Regions from separate parts of the Homo sapiens genome. Here region 2 is linked to region 1. Evidence: read pairs that join two places in POLR2A ChIA-PET (ENCODE). Cell type or tissue: Caco-2. All regions are shown on one strand. Each heading gives the region's core, and the rest is flanking DNA. Links, peaks and the distances in the headings are about the cores only.

Evidence for each region. Peaks named below come from ENCODE experiments on the same cell type or tissue, not always from the same donor. Only the 100,000 strongest peaks of a DNase experiment are listed, where the experiment ranks them.
Region 2: POLR2A ChIA-PET joins it to region 1 with 5 read pairs; 1 of 35 experiments calls an interaction of 5 or more read pairs at or near these places.

The regions. Positions count from the first base shown.
Region 1 is chr20:32,468,228-32,472,607 of GRCh38, reverse strand. The region is part of intron 5 of NOL4L (nucleolar protein 4 like); the gene reads left to right. Among named protein-coding and RNA genes, the nearest start is that of NOL4L-AS1, 91 kb to the left of the region's middle. RefSeq lists a silencer at 1,997-2,046 and an enhancer at 2,367-2,416. In Caco-2, for the core only: a CTCF peak has its summit at 2,104; a DNase peak (open chromatin) is centred at 2,067.
Region 2 is chr20:32,188,717-32,193,096 of GRCh38, reverse strand. It overlaps PLAGL2 (PLAG1 like zinc finger 2), which reads left to right. Exons shown (of 3, transcript NM_002657.3): 3 at 1-593. It also overlaps the pseudogene TSPY26P. Among named protein-coding and RNA genes, the nearest start is that of PLAGL2, 17 kb to the left of the region's middle. RefSeq lists silencers at 1,578-1,775, 2,650-2,929 and an enhancer at 4,028-4,380. In Caco-2, for the core only: no CTCF peak of the experiment used is centred there; DNase peaks (open chromatin) are centred at 1,863, 2,477, 2,673 and 3,136; H3K4me3 peaks cover 872 bases.

The DNA of each region.
Region 1 (4,380 bases), core at 255-4,254:
TCTGGCCCCCCTGGAGACATACAACCAGCCCCTCTTGAAGGTGCTCACGGTGCAGAAATGTGAGGTCCAGCTCCCATGAGTGAGTCAAGGGGCTCCCATCAGAGCACTCTCAGGCCCCTGTTATTGACGCAGGACTAGGCAGGGACAGCCCAAGCAGAGGCACCCGCTTTAGCCCTCTGTGTGCTCCACTCCCCGCCCGAGGGTCTCCATTGCAGAAGCCCCCCAACCCCACTGATGCCCAGGTGGGCTTGGTGTGTGGGCTCTGGCCTTCCGTCCTTCGTGGAAGTCTGAGGCCTGCTGTAAGGTCAGTCTTGGTCTCTGCCCTGCCCCTGGGACTCGGTTGCGAACATGGCCCATTGTCGGTACCTGCTGAATGTCTGTTATCCCCGAATGAACAAACGAACAAACATTTACTGAGACCTACCCAAGCACACCATTGCAGAGCAGATGGAGCTCCGCCTCTGATGGGGGATAAGTTGGGTTGTTTGTTTCTGGGGACATCCTTCCCATCTGAGTACCTGGGCCTTTTCTTTTCGCCGGGAGTGTGGGGACTCCCAAGGCTGTGCTGATGACACACCTGTGTTGGTCCGTTTGGTGTTGCTATAAAGGAATACCTGAGGCTGGGTAATTTATAAAGAAAAGAGGTTTATTTGGTTCACAGTTCCACAGGCTGTACAGGCATGGCACTAGCATCTGCTTGGCTTCTGGTGAGGCCTCAGGAAGCTTACAGACATGGCAGAAGGTGAAGGGGGAGCAGGCATGTCTCATGGTGAGAGAGGGAGCAAGAGAGAGGGAGGAGGTACCAGGCTCTTTTAAATAACCAGCTCTCGCATGAACTCATAGTGAGAACTCACTCCATACAGCACCCAGCCACTCATAAGGAATCTGCCCCTCATGACCCAGACACCTCCCACCAGGCCCACCTCCAACCCTGGAGGACACATTTCACCATGAGATTTGGAGGGGACCCAGATCCCAACCATATCAGCACCCCATCCCTGCTGACAAGTGATCCAGCCAGGAGTGATTTCAGGGAGCCAGGCAGTTAGCACAGATCTACAGCTGTGGATTTGTTGGGGCCCTTCTTTAAAGATTTTAACAAAGGCAGATGAAGGCTGAGTGGCAGAGCAAATCCCATGGCGGAGACCACTGGGCCCAAGAGTGAGTTGTGCGGGTGCCAGCTCTCACTCCCCGGGAGCTTGCCTCTGAGCTTCTACCGGGGTGAGTGTCTGCTCTCACTCCCCGGGAGCTTGCCTCTGAGCCTCTACCGGGATGAGTGTCTGCTCTCACTCCCCAGGAGCATGCCTCTGAGCCTCTACCGGGGTGAGTGTCCACTCTCACTCCCCGGGAGCATGCCTCTGAGCCTCTACCGGGGTGAGTGTCTGCTTGTCCTGAAACTGAGCCCAAGAGTGAGTTGTGCGGGTGCCACAGCTTTCACTCCCCGGGAGCTTGCCTCTGAGGTTCTACCGGGGTGAGTGTCTGCTTGTCCTGAAACACAGTTAGGCTTCTGCCCCCAACCCTGCCACTGGCTGCGAGTCTTGGTCTCCCAGACCTCTTTACACCAGTTCCCCACACTCTGAAGTCCTGGGATGCTCCCAGGTCCCTGCGATCACAGCCACTGGTGCTTGGCAGGGAGCACCACTCACAGTGCCCTCATCTCATGGGGAGGAAACTTAGGATCAGGGAGAGACTTGGGGCAACTCAGCCAGAGTTGGGGAGGTGCCAGTGCTTCTCCTCTCTCCCCTTTGGCAGGGGCAGGGGCCATGTGTGAGGGTCCCCAGAAGATGGGCAGGGCAGCTAGGGAACCAAAGAAGGCCCTCTCCACACACTTGGGGCGCTCCCTCCTTGGGGCCCAGGGCCATGCGGGCCAGCTCCTGCCACAGTTTCCTGCCCAGGCACGGGCCAGGTCCCCTAAAGACCCTCGGCCAAGCCCCGGCTGAGGCGTGGGCTTTCTTTTGGGTCTGAACAGGGCTCTGTGCACATCATAGGGTGTGGAGGGAGGATGCCTGAGAGACTTTGTCCAGAGGCACTGTGGTCTGGCGTTGCCTTGGGGCTGAACAGCACATCCGTCTGTACTTACGCCGCCACCTGTGGGATGATCTGTTTGATGCAGTCTCCTCCCCAAGTACCATAAGCACCCTGAGAGCCAGGCCTCCAGCACCCAGCACAGGGCCTGGCACCACGCAGGTGCTGGGGTGCTGTTTGTTGAATGAATGAGTGGATGAAAATGAACGAAGGCATGCACGGAGGCAGGTGAGCCAGTGCGCCTCCTGCAGGCCGGGGCTGGCCCAGGTTCCTGACCCGGCAGGCGGGGCCACTCCTTCCGTTTCCCCTGGATGTGCTTCAGCAGGCCTCTCACTCTGCCCCTTCCTGAGCGGAAAATGTGAGGCCCGTCTGGCCTCCAGAAGGGATGCGTGGGGGCAGGGAGCGGACATTACTCACCTCCTGGGCAGACAGGAAGCCAGCGCCAGGGGAGAGCAGGGGTCTGCTCGCTGGGCCTGCATCCGCCTTCTGCAGGGTGGGCAGTCGGGGGATTGCTGAGCAAGAGTCGTGTGGAGCCCTGGCTGGGGCAGGTCAGGGCCTGGTGTGTGCGCCTCTCAGATGAGGCCGCTCCTCCAACCTGGGCCTCGGGACACACGGGCTCCCGCACTGTGCAGGCCTGAGTCTGGACAAAGGCACTGAGGGCCCTTTGGCTCTTCCAGGTTCTTGGCCACTTTAGTCACACCAGCGTTGGCCTTGTGACACACAGGGGTGATGAGCCCTGTCCCCACCTCCCTGGAGGAGTCTGGGGTTTGGTTGAAGCCAAACAGGCACCAGTGTGGGACCCCTGCAGGCTGTCAGCTTGCTGAGGGCAGGAGCCACATCTTTGTAGAAATGTCCCTTATTTCTCCCCTTATTTCAGAAGTATTACAATTATTGTAGAAAAATAAAGGAGAAGGCCAGGTGCGGTGGCTCACGCCTGTAAGCCCAGCATTTTGGGAGGCTGAGGCGGGTGGATCACCTGAGGTCAGGAGTTTGAGACCAGCCTGACCAACATAGAAAAACCCTGTCTCTACTAAAAATACAAAATTAGCTGGGTGTGGTGGCACATGCCTGTAATCCCAGCTACTCCGGAGGCTGAGGCAGGAGAATTGCTTGAACCCGGGAGGCGGAGGTTACAGTAAGCCGAGACCACACCATTTGCACTCCAGCCTGAGTAACAAGAGCAAAACTCCATCTAAAAAAAAGAAAAAAAAGAAAAAAAAATAGAAAAATAAAGGAGGAAAAAAGAAAATGAAAAATAATGATGTCTGGGGCCCTATTTTTCTCAGACTTTTCTATGTATCTAAGTAACCAGAGCCTCATTTTCTTTTCAATGAGGCAGTATTGGCGCCTTTTTTCTCACATAGTCATTGGCCTCCCTGACACTGATGTGGGCCAGCCACAGTTCAAAGCTTGTCTAGTCAGTCCAGTGACTGGGGTCCCATTCCTGAGCCCGCTGTGTGCCCAGCCTGACCCTGCTGTGTGCCCAGCCTGACCCTGTGAGCCCAGAGCTATACATGTCGCTGTTCCACAGGGCAGGAAACATCGTCTCCGAGGGGAAGTAACTTGCCCAGACCACAGGGACTGGGTCTCTCCAGAGCCAGCGTTTTGGCCACTCCTGTGGAAGGACACTCAAGTCCCTGTTTTTCTTTCTTTCTTTCTTTCTTTTTTTTTTTTTTTTTTTTGAGATGGAGTCCCGCTCTGTTGCCCAGGCTGGAGTGCAAAATGGTGTAATCTCGGCTCACTGCAACCTCCGCCTTCCAGGTTCAAGCAATTGTCCTGCCTCAGCCTCCCGAGTAGCTGGGATTACAGGCGTGCACCACCACGCCTGGCTAATTTTTGTATTTTTAGTAGAGACAGTGTTTCACCATGTTGGTCAGGCTGGTCTGAAACTCCTGACCTCATGATCTGCCCGCCTCGGCCTCCCAAAATGCAGGGATTACAGGCGTGAGCCACCGTGCTTGGCCAAGTCCCTGTTTTTCATTGCTGGAAGTGGCGCTGCAGGGTGCCCCTCAGGGCTGGCCCCATGTGGCCTGAGTCTCCTGTCCTGGGCTTTATCCCCAGGCCCTAGCACTGAATAGGTGCTCAACCAACGGCCACTGAGTCACTCTTGGCAGAGATGGGGAATCAGAGAAAGGGCCTGGGAGGAGGTGGCCTGGGAAGCTGGGCAGAGGCGTGGCAGCAGGGGGCTGGGAAGGGAGGAGGTGCCCGATGCCAGGATTGAGGGTTTCTTGGGTCACCTGTTTCCAAAAGCTCCCTATGACCCCAAGCTCCAACCAGGAGAGAAGGGCAGAGAGGCCACAGCCAGGCCATCTGGGGAGGGTCTGGCATGGAAGGGTTCTGGGAGGATGGAGTGGT
Region 2 (4,380 bases), core at 198-4,197, 280 kb after region 1:
GCCTTAGGCAGGTGTTGGCCAGAAAAGTCCAGATTCCTCTGGGATCCCACCCTGGCCTCTCCTGGAACTCTGAACCTGCTGTGGAAGGAATTGGCCATGACCTTCACCTCTGGAGAGTAGGGTCTATGGCGAGGGAAAAGGGTGTTCACCATGATAACCTAGTGCCTCCATAGAGGGGTTTGGAAAAATTCCAGTCCGATTTCTTTGTGTGTCAGCTGACTTCCTTAGCTGATTGTTCCCACTTGCACCTCTCCACCTTTGGCACTAGAACTCCTGAGACACCACTTCTCATGCTTCTCCCTCCCTACCAGCGGTCAAGGCTTTGGAGCCACTCTTTTGTAACTCCAGATTATTTAAAGAGAAAAGTACAAGACAGAAATCTTCTAGCACTTTGTAAACACAGTGAATAACCTCTTGGAGTATTTTTGGCTTTATATAAAACAAGGTTTTTAATTGTAAAGTATAAGTGCCATTAGAAAATGCACAGGGCATATCTTTGTTAAAGTAGATTTTTCAATGTTTTACAGAATTACATTTTCAAAAAAAGGTTTTTATAATGAAGTTGTTTATTAAAAACTTCTGAATGATGTGTTTGGGAGTTGTGAACCTGTCTGATTGGGAAACGGTTGGAGAGAGCCTCGAATTGGGAAGAATTGGAGTCTCCAGACATCTTTAGCATCCAGGATGATGGTGAGCGTAGGGCAGACAGTAAAAACCCCTCCCATCAGCACCTATAAGCTTTGTACTTTTAAGTTAAATATCATATTTGCATGTCTTTGAGGTAAGTGGCATAATTCTATCAGTTAATCATCTTGGATGCAAGAGTCAGACAGCCAAAATCAAACTGGCTTTAAACACTGAAATTGCATGTAACTGGAAAATGCCAGATGTAGAGCAGTCTTTGGGTTAGGCTTGATCCAGTGGCTCCAACATGGCTGGCCTCAGCATTCCTATTTCTCTCTGCTCTGTCTTGTGTAGTTGTGACTTCATCCACAGGCCCTACAAAGTAGATTTCCCCTTTGTGTGGGAGTGAGCAGAATGCTGCCTGGATTCCAGACCTGCCATTCTCACACATTGCCAGCCAGAAGGAAGCAACCCTTTCTGGGCTCTCAGGAGAGGACTCACCACAGAAGCCCCAATAAGCATCCTGTTTCATTGGCCTTGATGGGATTCTGTGCCATCCCCAAACCAGTTACCATATGCCAGTGACAACAAGACTGAAACAGGAGTGGTTTCTCAAAGGAAATTTGGGGCACTCTTAAGATGAAGAATTGATGCTGGTTGTCCAAGAAAGGACAAATGTTCACCCTAGTCACTGCCCAAGGTGTACAGCTGGTGACAGCTAGGACCTGACCTTACCTATACTTGTGCCCAACCACCGGGTTCAGGCAGACTGCTGAGAGGCTTACATAGCTTCACCTGACTTTGGTGGTCTCTAATGAAGGTCGTTACCACCATCCTGGGTGCCAGCCCTTGTGCTGAGATCCTCCCATCAGGGGCTCAGACTGAACTGGCTTTTCTGTGGTCTGGAGCCAGTGTCTATGGCCAAGCAGTGCAAGTCACTTGCAGTCCAGCCAAGAGCCTATGGGGCCGTTAACAAGTGCAGGTGTTTTATGTACAAAGGAAGTGGGCTGACCCTTCATTTTTGACCTTCCACTTGACAAATGTTCACTGTCCACCCCAGTAGGTTAAAACCCTAGCTAGGACCCTAAGGAAATCCACCTTGCTCCCTAGGGAGTGTATACCACAGTATAGGTCTGAGGGCTCAGATGAGGGAGCTGTTGTATCCATTTGTCAGGAAAAGGCTGAAAGCTTTCTGGAAGAGGTGGCAAGGACTTCCACGCAGAGGTGGAGGGGGATTGGAGGTACTGACCTCCATAGGCCACAGTTTGGGAGCTGAGACCACAGGAACACAGATTTGCAGGATCGAGGACTAAGAGGGCTGGCCAATCCAGCTCTTAGCCTGCCAGGTACAGTTCCTGCACTTCAAGCTAGAGTCCACCTTTGGAAGGGTAGCCTTTGGGCCTAGCACAAAGTGAAGCAAGGTCCACCTCGCTTCTGCCAACCAGCCCAGGAGGAACCAACTCCTGTTGGGGAAACCAGGCAGATGCCCACTCGCTCCCTGGTTTGTAGCATTTAAGACCCTCTCTCACCCCAGATCCTTCCACTCTGACCTTGCTTATTTTCCCCACATGAATATTTCAAGCACCTGCTTTCCCTACATGAACGTGTTGATCACCTTTGTGTGTCAGAAAATTACCATTATCTGCCGCTCCCAGTTTCAGTCTGGTCAGTCTTTGCAGGAGATACCTCTTAAGCCCTCTGCATGTGCCTGAGTAATTTATCCCCTGTAAGGCCGAGAGTGTCCTACAACTGCCCCAAAGCGCCACTCGAGTGTGGAAGCCGGGCGACTCCTGCCTGCCCACCGCAGATGGGGAACACTGAGCAATCGCCTGGCGTGGTGGTTGTGATGGGAAAGTTTTACTTGTCCAGGACCAGCGACTGGGCCTGTCCCCTGGTGTTTGCTCCGAGCTGACTCTTGCTTGGTACACACTTCTCCCCACCTCCACCGCCAGCGCCAACGAATGTGGGGACAGTTCGTCTGGCGCCCGCGGTCGCATCCCCATCGGGCAGTTCCGTACCCCTCCTCCGGGCTTCCAAGCCGCTCGCCCCGGCTGCGGGAGACCCCGGCGAATCACATCCGAGAGGGGGGCGCGTGGGGCGGAGCCTTCCTCCCACTGTCCTCCCGCCACCAGCCGCCCCTGTCGCCGAGCCCGCAGTCGCCAGCGCGCCCCGAGCCCCTCCAGGCCAGAGGCTCCCGCAGGCGATGGCGGACAAGAGGGCGGGGACCCCAGAAGCCGCGGCGCGCCCGCCGCCCGGCCTTGCCCGGGAGGGGGACGCGCGCACGGTCCCCGCGGCCCGGGCCCGAGAAGCTGGGGGGCGCGGGTCCCTCCACCCCGCAGCGGGCCCCGGGACCGCCTTCCCTTCCCCTGGGCGCGGGGAAGCGGCCTCCACGGCGACTACTCCGAGCCTGGAAAATGGCCGGGTCCGGGACGAAGCCCCAGAAACCTGTGGTGCAGAGGGGCTAGGGACTCGGGCAGGAGCCAGCGAGAAGGCCGAGGACGCGAACAAGGAGGAGGGCGCCATCTTCAAGAAGGAGCCAGCGGAGGAGGTGGAGAAGCAGCAGGAGGGGGAGGAGAAGCAGGAGGTGGCAGCGGAGGCCCAGGAGGGCCCGCGGCTCCTGAACCTTGGTGCCCTAATTGTGGACCCACTGGAGGCCATCCAGTGGGAGGCGGAGGCCGTGAGCGCCCAGGCCGACAGGGCCTACCTCCCGCTCGAGCGCAGGTTTGGGCGGATGCACAGGTTGTACCTCGCCCGTAGGAGCTTCATCATCCAGAATATTCCGGGCTTCTGGGTCACCGCCTTCCTGAACCACCCGCAGCTCTCAGCCATGATCAGCCCTCGAGATGAAGACATGCTCTGCTACCTGATGAATTTGGAGGTGAGGGAGCTCAGGCACTCTAGGACAGGTTGCAAATTCAAGTTCCGCTTTTGGAGCAACCCCTACTTCCAGAACAAGGTGATAGTGAAGGAGTATGAATGCAGAGCCTCAGGCCGAGTGGTGTCTATTGCGACTCGCATCCGATGGCACTGGGGCCAGGAACCCCCGGCCCTCGTACACAGGAACCGGGACACTGTCCGAAGCTTCTTCAGCTGGTTTTCACAGCACAGCCTCCCAGAGGCCGACAGGGTTGCCCAGATTATTAAAGATGACCTGTGGCCCAACCCCCTGCAGTACTACCTGCTGGGGGATAGGCCCTGCAGAGCCAGGGGAGGCCTCGCAAGGTGGCCCACGGAGACCCCTTCTAGGCCCTACGGGTTCCAGTCTGGCTAAGTGCTGCCTTGGGATGTGCGGCCTACATAAGCTTCCTCATGCCTCCTACGGGTGGCGGATCTGGGCTCAGGCCCATGGTGGGCGCTCTGTTGTCTGCTGTCTGCTGTCTGCTGTCTGCTGTCTGTTCTGTGCACTCCCGCTCTGCGTGGTTCGGTGGACTCAGCTCTCAAATTGTGGCCCTCGTGGCCAGTCTCTACTGTTTCCATATGGCCTCTTGCTGTTCTGTGTTAACATCACGTGGCTGTCACATGCCGCTGCGTCTACACTAAGCACCCAGTGCTGTGGATGTGCACTGCCATAATCTTTACGGCATGGACCTGTGACCGTGGCCATCCCAGCCATTTTTGACAAGGGTACCCACAAGTCACTACTTGGAGGACAGTGCCTCTTTGAGGCCTATGCTTCAAGACTCCAGCCTGCCGGCCTTCGCATGCTTGCTGGTCGTGCTCACAGTAGCTCTCTACACCCTGGCTGTGGCAAACTGA